Regions from separate parts of the Homo sapiens genome. Here region 1 is linked to region 2. Evidence: chromatin loops called from intact Hi-C (ENCODE). Cell type or tissue: Caco-2. All regions are shown on one strand. Links, peaks and the distances in the headings refer to the core of each region. The heading gives the core; the rest is flanking DNA. Region 1 has its middle 110 kb from the start of SNX19. Region 2 overlaps LOC107984412 (a long non-coding RNA gene).

The links. Peaks named below come from ENCODE experiments on the same cell type or tissue, not always from the same donor. Only the 100,000 strongest peaks of a DNase experiment are listed, where the experiment ranks them.
Region 1: it touches region 2 in a loop (22-fold over the local background); 6 of 110 quality-filtered maps call a loop at or near these places.

Annotation. Positions count from the first base shown.
Region 1 is chr11:131,022,308-131,027,686 of GRCh38, forward strand. No RefSeq gene overlaps it. Among named protein-coding and RNA genes, the nearest start is that of SNX19, 110 kb to the left of the region's middle. In Caco-2, for the core only: a CTCF peak has its summit at 2,918 (motif pointing right); no DNase peak of the experiment used is centred there.
Region 2 is chr11:131,214,414-131,219,792 of GRCh38, forward strand. All of the region lies in intron 2 of LOC107984412 (a long non-coding RNA gene), which reads left to right. Among named protein-coding and RNA genes, the nearest start is that of NTM, 150 kb to the right of the region's middle. In Caco-2, for the core only: a CTCF peak has its summit at 3,053 (motif pointing left); a DNase peak (open chromatin) is centred at 3,074.

The DNA of each region.
Region 1 (5,379 bases), core at 94-5,093, 190 kb before region 2:
GCCAACATGGTGAAAGCCTATCTCTCCTAAAAATACAAAAATTAGCCAGGCATGGTGGTGCACTCCTGTAATCCCAGCTACTTGGGAGGCTGAGGCAGAAGCTTTGCTTGAATTGGGGAGGTGGAGGCTGCAGTTAGCTGAGATCGTGCCACTGCACTCCAGCCTGGGTGACAGACCAAGACTCTGTCTAAAAAAAAAAAAAAGATGTAATCTGTGACATCAATATCATAAAGAAGTGAGCAGAGCTTTACAGAAGTAGAGTTTCCATATGTAACTGTAGTTAAGTTGGTATTAATTAAAAATAGATCAGTGTAACTGTGAGATGCTATATGTAACCTCTGGCTAATCACAAATAACATATATAGAATATACACAAAGTATACACTATATACAAAAATTAACTCAAAGTAGGTCAAAGATTTAAATGTAAGAGCAAAACGATAGAACTCCTAGAAGAAAGCAGGCTAAAGCCATCATGACATAAGATTTGGTGAGGATTTCTTGGATCTGACACAAACAGCATGGGTAACAAAAGAGAAAAATAGATAATTTTGACTCAATCCAAATTAAAAACCTTTGTGCATCAAAGGACATTATTAAGAGAGTTAAAAAGCAACACACAGAGTGGGAGAAAATATTTGCAAATAATACATCTGTTAAGGGACTAATAGCCAGAACATATAATGAATTCATGTAACTCAACCACAACAACAAAACAAATCAACCCAATTCAAAAATGGGCCAGTATATTGAATAGACATTTTTCCAAAGAAGATACACAAATTTTCAATAAGCACATGAAAAGATGTTCAACATCACTAGTCATTAGGGAAATGAAAATCAAAATTATATTTAGATACCACTTCACACCCATTAGGATGGTTATTATATATATTTAAAACAGACAACCCCCAGAATGACAAGTGCTAGTGAGGAGATGGAGAAATTAGAACACTTGTGCCTTGCTGGTGGGGATGTAAAATGGTGCAGCTGCTGTGGAAAACTGTATGGTGGTTCCTCAAACATTTAAACATAAAATTACCATATGATCCAGCAATTCCACTTCTAGGTATATACTAAAAAAAAAATGACAGTAGGTACTCTAACAGATACTTGTACACCAATGTTCATAGCAGCATTATTCACAATAGCCAAAAGACGGAAACTATCCAATTGTTCATCAGTGTATAAATAGATAAACAAAATGTGGTACATGCATACAATAGATTATATTCTTTTTTTTTTTTTTTGAGACAGAATCTCAATCTATTTCCTAGGCTGGAGTGCAGTGGCACAATCTCGGCTCACTGCAACCTCTGCCTCCTGGGTTCGAGCGATCCTCTTGCCTCAGCCTCCCGAGTAGCTGGGATGACAGGTGTGTGCCACCATACCCGGCTAATTTTTGTATTTTTAGTAGAGGTGGGGTTTCACTATGTTGGCCAGACTGGTCTTGAACTCCTGACCTCAGGTGATCCGCCCACCTCGGTTTCCTAAAGTGCTGGGATTTCAGGTGTGAGCCACTGTGCCCAGCCAGATATTATTATTCATTCTTAAAAGAAATGAAATTCTTACACATGGCACAACATGGGTAAAGCTTGAGGACATTATGCTAAGTAAACCATACACGAAAGGACAAATATCATATTATTTCACTTATAAGAGGTACCTTAAGTAGACAAAATCAGAGACAAGAAAGTATAGAGGTTATCAGGAGCTGAAGGAATGAAATTACTTTTTGATGGGTATAGAGTTTCTGTTTGGGTTGTATGAAAGTGTTCTGGAAATGGACGTGATGATGGTTGTACAACCATCTGTGAATGTACTTAATGGCACTGAATTGTACTTTTAAGATGGTTAAAATTGTAAGTTTTATGTTATGTATATTTTACCATAATAAAAAGCAACATATTGGAAAAAATAACTCATTCATATAGTTCTTTATATGCTTTTGCACCCATTTTCTTTGATTTTCTGGGTTATAGCCCCTTGCCATCCACTTCTATATACCCTGGGTTTATCCTGTCATAACACTCGTGCCAGCGAGCTGTAGTGTTTGATTATATTGTCCTCTTCAATAGTCTGCAAGTTTTCAGAAGGCAGATTTTCTTTCTCTTGTTCACAGTTGTGTCCCAGGGTCTATTTTGGTGTCTAGCAAGCAGTAAATGCTCAAATACTTGTTGAAAGCATTAACTACTCACAGGTGTGTAAAACGATAGAAGACAAATGTCTTGTGACTCTAAGTCTAACCCTTATTTATTGGGACAATCCAACATTTTCTAATGATCTCTCTGCTTCTAGTACACTACTTCTGTCATTCGAGCTGTATCTGTCTACAGATATGAAAGGTAGATATGTCTTTATAGAAACAGCTTGTATGGGCATGTCGCTTTAAGGATTAATGGTAAGTTCCAGTACAGTCTTTGGAGGAGGTTTCTTCTTGTATACCTGACATTGCCTTTCCCTCATTACCTATAAAATTACCTATAGAAATAATAAGGCAGAGTCTCCTAGGCAAAAATGGAATTGAAAGATCAGTATAGGTCTATTCAGGAGTATTTTCTAGTTTAATCACCTATTATTATATTCTTCCTCGAAGGTTTCTTGTTATGCTGCAATGCAAAGAATGTCCAATGAATTATAGTCAAAACTTAAGTCAGTTCAATACCAGAAACATATGTGTTTCCAAATCATAGTTTTCAAATACATTATTTTTAAACATGTGTCTATTTTGGCATTTTGCAGGCTATAAAATGAAAATATAGCTGAGAAGCACAAAGAATTCTGGCCCAGGTCCCAGATGAGAGGGAAGGGTGGCTTGAGAGGTGAATGTATTTGTTGTGTGAACACAGAATGTTGTGGGCGAACTATTGGGAGAGGATGCATAGGTGGTGCTGTCTTGCTTATTCCCAGCAGAGGGTGCTTTCAGCCTGTGTGAAGCCTCCTGGGTCCTCCCAGCATTCTTCCATCCTTGAGGTTTTCTGTTCTTGTTATTACTTTTAAGTCTCAGCTTTGGTGGCCATAACCTTAGGGAAAAGCATTGAGATCTGAGGTTTGGCCAATGGTTCAAGGTTTATTGAGAAATGCTATGTTCACTTTATCAGGCTGGAGGAAGCTCTCTCTAGTTTTAACCAAAGGCCTGGGGACTGGAACTAAAATTAACAAAAAAGTTTGCAAGGCAAACAGCTCCACCTCTTCTCCCAGACCCAGATTCCTTTTCTCTTTGAACAGTTGGCTTTGAAATCACACCTAGTTTCTCCAGGTTGCAGAGAAATGTGGGAGCATGCGAGATTGTTTCAGTATGGCTGGCTTGGAGAACTGTGTGTCCCAGACTAAATTATCTGAGTGTGTGAGAGGATGACAGGTAAGAAAGACGGGGGAGTAATATATCTTTCATTTGACAGCAAGCTAAGGGACATCTTTGTAGCTCACGGGAGAACCCTGGGAAATGCCAGGCAGTCATGAATGCTAAAGCCTTTGGGATTCCTGCCAAGGAGAGGTGACCTACATGCTCCAGGCCATAACAATTTCACAGGCTACACCAAGAGTGACAGGTTGGCTTACGCTGGAGGTTTTACACTTTGTATGTTCGAAGGCACTGTTTCAGCCACCCTGCCCTCCCCAACACCCACTTTTGCAACCGTCTGCACCCCCAGAGACGTTTGAAGACAACTTTTAAACTTTCAGTGTTAGTATTCAACTACCCATGTGAATGCAAATGGGGAGGTTGTGGAAAGTCTGTGGTTTCCATCATAGACAGCTGCTGGGAGTGTTAAATCATGAATTTCTTGCTTTAAAAGGTCAAGTCTCTTATTAACAGCGGCTTGAATGGGAATCAGGCCTTTGGCTAAGCGCTGGGGATAAGAGGGGAAAAGGGACATTTGCTGAGTTCCTGAAATGTGCTAGGTGCTTGTTCTCCTCTGGCAACCACAGAGCCCAGTGACATCAGCACAATCATCTTTTACCATGTAGTGAACTTAAAGTTTAAGAACCCCATCCAAAGTCACAGTCAGGGTTAGGGCCAGAATTGGGCACATGTCTGTCTGTGAACAAATTTCTGATTCATTTCACCCATCGATACTGGGCTCCTTGGGATTTAAGGAGATCAAAATCTTTCCATATGTGTAGTGCAGTTTCCTTCCTAGGGAAAGGGCAGATTCGCTTGGGAAGCTGAAATGAAATTGCTATGGGGAAAAATGGTCTATGAGAAATAGGCGCACTTGGGTCATAGCTTCTTTCTAGGTATCAAGGCTGAAGCCTGGGCTTATTCCCCAGATTGCTTTTCTTGTGGGAAGGTACAGACTGGGCCAATATGGTCTCCGAGTCCTATTAACCTGAGCCCAATCTGCAAAATCTCTGCACCCCATACAGAAGGCTCTGGGTCTTCTGGGAAGAAAATTCTTTCTTGAAGAGTCTGATTGGAGCTTTATCGCAGCCCCTAGGAAGGAGGGTGCCTAGGGAAAAATAAGAAATCACTGGGTCTATAGAGCAAAACATGCTGTATTCAAGTGTGTTCTACTGAGTAGCTTTTCTTAGCACAGATTCTGGGAACATGACTTTGACGATGATGACAGTGGTCTGGGCTAAATGAGGTACACATGGAGTGGACTTGGGTTTGTTCACATGAAACTAGCTGATCTCCTGGGATGGAGTGAAGTGGGAACTGAAGAAAGCTGGGCAGGTGATGTGAGGGAGACAGAACCTAGGAGTTGGGAGAACTCCAGCTGGGAGGGGAGGCAGTTGGCCTCTGGGCAACCAGCAGTGGAGTTTCTCATTGTCTCTGAAGTCATTCATAGGGTCCCACCATGGGCCAAACTTCCTCAGTCATGGGACGAAGGCTTTCTAAGACCCTGTCCTTTTGCACAAAGAGAAGGTAAAAGTGTTCCTTCAGATATAATTCAGTTAAAGCCCCAGGTACAGTGGGGCTTGTAACCTTTTTGTCTTCTTGCCGTTACTCATCTGTTCTTCTCTCTTGGGGTGTTCTTCCCTACCTCCCATCATTGGGCAAGTCCCATTTATTTTCCAAGTCCCACTTGTCATCTCCCCTCTCATTCTTCCTCCTCACTGTCAAACGCAGGCACCCAAATAAAATTTTGGTAAGTCAAAGCTGAGTTTCTTGCATGCCATGGCGGAAGAACATGACACTGATGGAGTTCTTGTAGTGTCTTGGAGGGAGGAGGGCAAGGCCGGGCTAGTTCTGAGGCTGTGAAGTCTTGTTTGAGGTGGGCCTTTCAATGCAGAAGCTTGATTAGGATTGGGTAAAGATTGTGAGTGGTGGACACAGAAGGGGAGGGTTTTGGCAGGAAGTTTGGGAGTGATTTGGAGCATAAAACATCACTTGATGCTATCTATTGAAGTTGAGCAATTTTAAGTGGATTTTTA
Region 2 (5,379 bases), core at 318-5,317:
GGGAGGTAAGATTAAAAGTATCTTTCACACACTTCCCTGGGCTGAAATCTGGCTTCTTCTCAGGACCCAGAGCAGATGTGAGGTGATGTTAAACAATGAGGTGGTAGGCAGTCAATGACAATAACTTATTTATTCAACAGCATTCAACAGATATTTATTCATCGAGCACCCCCTGCATGCCAAATGCTGAGATGGGTTCTAGGGTCCAAGTGTCAGTAAGAAAACCTGGGAAAAGATGTGCACACTCAAAACTAACACTAGGAGACAAAGGACAGTTGGGAGCAGCAGGAGCATGGCTGGGGATGGGAGGAGGAAGAACAAGTTGTCTTTTGCAAAGACAAACCCTGAGGCTGATGAAGCGGCCTCCTCAGAGAATGCCTGGTAAATGCTAAAAGCGAGATCAATTTCTGACTTTTCCACTGTGCAGGAGAAGCCTCCTGACCTCAATGGAGGATCCCTGAGCTATAGGACTGACGGGGGCTTCATATTTGCAGCTGGAATTTACACGCGCCTCTGCCCTCTTCCACGGCCAAGGTTCCCTTCAAATGGACATTTGAGCATGCTCTGATTCTCAGCACTCCCTGGGGAAAAGAAAGAAGAAACCGGGCTGGCAGAATGGAGGTGAGGGAGGAGGTGGCTGTCTTCAGTATGTACTCCCCTCCTGAGCCTGGCCAAGAGCTCATGCACTCTTTCCCCTGCCTTCTTCCTCTGTGTGCCCACTCTTCTGTCACTGTTCCTGCTCAGCCCTCCCTTCTGCCTTGTTTCCTAGCCATCATCCTACTCCAGACCCTGATTTCTAACGACAAAATCTCAGAGGATACTGGCTGCAGCCCAGGGGTGGGTGTTTCCCACCTTTCAGCTCATCTTCTTACCCCCTACCCTTGTCCTGTCTGGTCTATTCTCAGCCCTCTGACCAGAGTGACCCTTTTAAACATTGGTTGCATCATGTCATTCCACAACTCAGAACTCTCTAATGGCTTCCATCCACCCTGAGAGTAGACTCCAGCCCCTTTCAAAGGATGACAAGGCTTTGTGGCCTGACCCCCAGCTGTCACGCTCCCTCCTGCTCAGCCAGTTCCAGCCAAACTGGCCTTCCTGCTGTCCCTCAGGCATCGTGAGCACGCCTGGCCAAGGGCTGCGCTCAGCTCTTCCCTCTTGCTGCACACTCCCCGTAGCTCTCGCTCCTTAGTGTCCTTCACTAGAGACCAGCTGGGTTAGACAGAGAGCTCCCAAGGAGAGAAGATGGGAAAGACGGCCAATGTCACCTTCTCAGAGCACTGTTCCTCAACATGTCTGGTTATCTGCAGCCTCTTTACTTGGTTTGAGTGTTTTTCTCCAGAGCACATATCAGACACGGCTGAATCCAGGGGCTCTGTCACTTTGGAAATCTTGCCCGCCATGCCCTGTTCCAGTGTCATTCCTCTTTCCCCAGCATTGCAAGAGGCCACCTGCTTCTCTCGGCTTTCACCCCCACCCAGCATCCTCCATGCCAAGAACATGCTTCCTAGCCAATGGTTCCTGGAAAAACACAAGAGCTGACTCCCACGGGGCCACGTTGAGATGGGGCCTGTTTACCACTCTGCGTGGTGAGCGGGGAGGACTATTCTGCCTAACTAGGCCTGGGCCTCACATCTGTCTCTGAAAGGAAGTGGGAGTAGAATCAGCTCCTCCCAAAACACAGGGCTTGAGATGGACAGGAAATGGGTCCCGAATGAAAATCTAGGCCCAGTCCACCCATTAGGAGAAGAGGAAATGAGTACTGAACATGTGAAAAGAACCCATATTCACTAGACCCTGCAAACCCTTCCACAAGTGCGTCCAAGCCTCTTCTCCCTAGGGCCATCCTGTCTGCATCCTGCAATTGTTTTGAACTCATTAAATATCCCTTCTGATCTGCTACTTTCCTGTTTGTAAGTCTGTGGTCCTTAGAGGTTAAAGTCCAAATATCCTAAACTAGCATTAGAAGCCCAGCACAGTGGCCTGGCCTCTCCCCTCTGTCTCTGTGTGGCTTCTCTGTGTGGTCCTCCAGATACACTCACTGCCTGCTGTTGCTTCCCATGCTTTTCCTGATGTGCTATGGTGCCTGTGACCTCCTATGTGAGAACTTCCTGCAACGCTCGGACACACTTTGCTAAAACTCTTTAGTGTTTATCATCTCCACATTCTCTGTATCTTCTCTTGCGTTGTTAGGTGTTCACTCGCGACTTCGCCTTCCATTCCCCCAACCCTGCTGTAGGCTACTTGAGAGTGGGGGCCATTTTGCATATTCCTTAGTAGCAAAAATGCTTCCTAGCCAATGGTTCCTGGAAAAAACCTTAGCATATGTTGGGAACTCAAGAAACCATTACTGATTGTGTAAATGCCATCGTCCTAAATTTCAGCCTTATTCCAAAGAAGCTGTTTCCTCTTCACCAAGTCTCCCAGATGGATGCCTGGACCTAGGGTTGTGTTGCATTGAGAAGTCAATGGGTCGTCTGAGAAAGCTGAAAACTGAAAGACTCTCCACTCTGTATCCCCAGCTTCTCCCTGGCTCCTTTTGCAAAGTTAGGATTTTCTCACCAGGGTTTAATATAATCCCCCGAATTTTTGCTATTTGCCTTCTGTTTTCTGGAGACAAGTTCCAGGGCTCTCATCTGGGCTCAAGAGAGTAGAATGTAGATATTCAGAGAAGCAGAATGACCTGCTTTCTGCATCTCTACCCTCTACTCCACTCCTCACCAATTTTGTGTCTCTCAGAGCTCTGCTCCTGTTCTCACTGTCTCTCAGGTACTGCTGGGTATAGTAAACCTTGTCTTCCAGCAAGGAGGTCGGGCTGGATAACTTACTAGCCACGTGACCTTGAGCAAATTATTGCTGTGACCTCTCTGAGTCTCAGTTTTCAAATTTGTAAAATAGGGATATAATATGAATTTCACAACGATTATGCAGATCAAATGAATAAGGAGTGAAAAAGCTTCTAACTGTGCCAGACACAAGGTAAGCACTCAATAAATATTAACTGCTTAGAATCTCTCTGTCGGACTCTGCCTCTCTTTCATTACAGCTGACATGAGGTTGCCATCTAGTGGGCTCCCTGCTGACAGCTGTGAAGGGCTAAGCAGTGATGGGTGCCCCACAAGGACCAAGACCCCAGGGGCTCCTGAGGCAGGCAGCTTGGATGTCTGCCTGAATCTGAGTGTAAGCATTTGGATTTCTCGCTTGTGTGGCTCCATAGCTCAGTCCTGAGGCGAGATCTCTCACACATCTCTGGCGGCTCCTTCCTAACCACGGAGAAGAAACCCTAACCTGACTCTCACTTGGCTCTTGGTCATGCTTCCCACCAACTCCTGCTTTGTGCTGTAGTGGCAAGCAAGGCACGAAGGCTCTGTTTGGTTTGGAGAGTTCAGTTTTATTAAGCTCCAGGTCTCCCCTATTTTCAGCAGTTTTCCTGATTACCAGATGGATTGGGTGTGCTGAGGGGGCATGGCCAGTGTTTCTATGGAGCAGAATACCTTTGAGTGAATGGGAATCAAACAAAACCAAGAGTGCCTCTTTGAGACTAAAATCCTACTATCAAAACAAGCCTTTGGCCAATCAGAACCCTGTTCTTAACCATAAAGAAATTGAGAAACTTGAGGCCACAGAGGAGGAAGAAATTCACCAGCAGGCAGAAGTCATTAACACCACACAGCATGTCAGCACTGTTATGCAGATGCCCCTCCAAAATTATCACTGTGGGCATGCGGCTGGGAGAGTCCTGTATTGGGTGCCTGCCCCACAGAGCTCTGGGACCACATCAACATGTCAAAGCATAATATGAAAGGGTCTCAGGAATCTTGAAGGAAAAACATGCTTAACTTTAGCTGGGCTTTCATCAAATTAGGTTGGCAGGAAAATGCTTTTTTTTTCCTGCATAACCGCTATTAACACTCCATAGAGCTATTGTTTCTCAGAACATATTGTAAACAATACAGAGTTATACACAGCTCTATGCTAGATTGTGTGTAAAACTGTAGGAGTTCATTCATCCACTCAAACATATTTCTGAGCACCTGCTGAGCACTAAACCCTGATGCAGCAATGAGAAGAACACAATTCTTTCCCTCGTGGAGCTTGCATTCTTGGGGGTAGAGACAGGCCATAAGTGAATATGTAAAACATTTGATACATCAGATGGTGATGCGTATGGTGGACAGCAGTAATCTCTACCTGATGTGAAGTGGACAGGGGTTCAAAGGGTGAGGGTGATGGACTGATATTTTACATAGAGTGGTCAGGGAACTTTCTGAAGGAGATTGGCCATGTGGTCATTGGATGGAAAAGCATTCCAAGCAGAGGAAACATCCCTGAGGGCCTAGTTCCAGAGGCTGGAATGTGCTTGCTGCATTTGAAGGATTGCAAGGAAGTCAAGGAGCCTGTCAAGTGAGAGGTGGGGTGTGGGGAGAGGAGATTAAGGGATAAAGGAGGCAATGGTCAGAGTGGGATATTGAAATGATATTGGAAGAGGCTTCAAGAGTGGGGAGAAGGCAGGGAGGTCAGGAGTGAAGGAAAGAGTTGAATCACGTCTGGAGGATGGGTAGAGTGTGGATATTTAAAGAAAAGAAAGGAAGGAAGGAAGGAAAGAAAGAAAAAGAAAGAAAGAAAGAGAAAGAAAGCTTTCTAGACATGAGCAACAGTCATGAAGAAAGATGGAAGGTTGAGAGCAGAGTGTGTCCTCTGAACTTGGCTTCATAGGATGTGGGTTCAAGCCCCATGTGTGTACCTCAGCGTCCACAATGACAGAATGGGAGAGTGGCACAGACCTCCCTGTGATATGCAGTTAATTGTGTGCCAGCATGGCACGTGCTAAAGAAAGGTGAGAGTGCATTATTAAGAGAGGGAGATTTTATCAATGACCCTGCAGAAACAGGTGACTCAGGGATCCAGCACTTCCCCAGCACCAGAGGTGAATGTATGAGCTGCAGTTTTCCTTCCTGATTTAGGGAGAGGCAGGTGGCTGGTCTCTGTGACAGGTGTATGCTTTTCTTGGTCTAAATGGCTTCTCTCAATCCCAACGCCTTAATGAGATATTAATTAGGTATTATTGTCCATCATATTTTAGAAAGTGGGGAACTATGAGAGCACTTAGATGTTCGAAGTATTTCGGCAAATCAGCTCTTGGAAGAAGGGTTGAGATAGAACTGCCTGGTTCTGTTCATATTCTTGTTGAAAACGACTCATTTCCAGAAGTTAGATAAGCTTTCTTTTTTTATTTTTAATTGTGGTGAAATACATGTAACATAAAATTTTTCATATTAACTATTTTTAAGTGTAGAATTCAATAGTGTTAAGTACACTCACATTGTTGTGTAACCAATCTCCAGAAGTCTTTTCATCTTACAAAGCTGAAAGCCATTAATC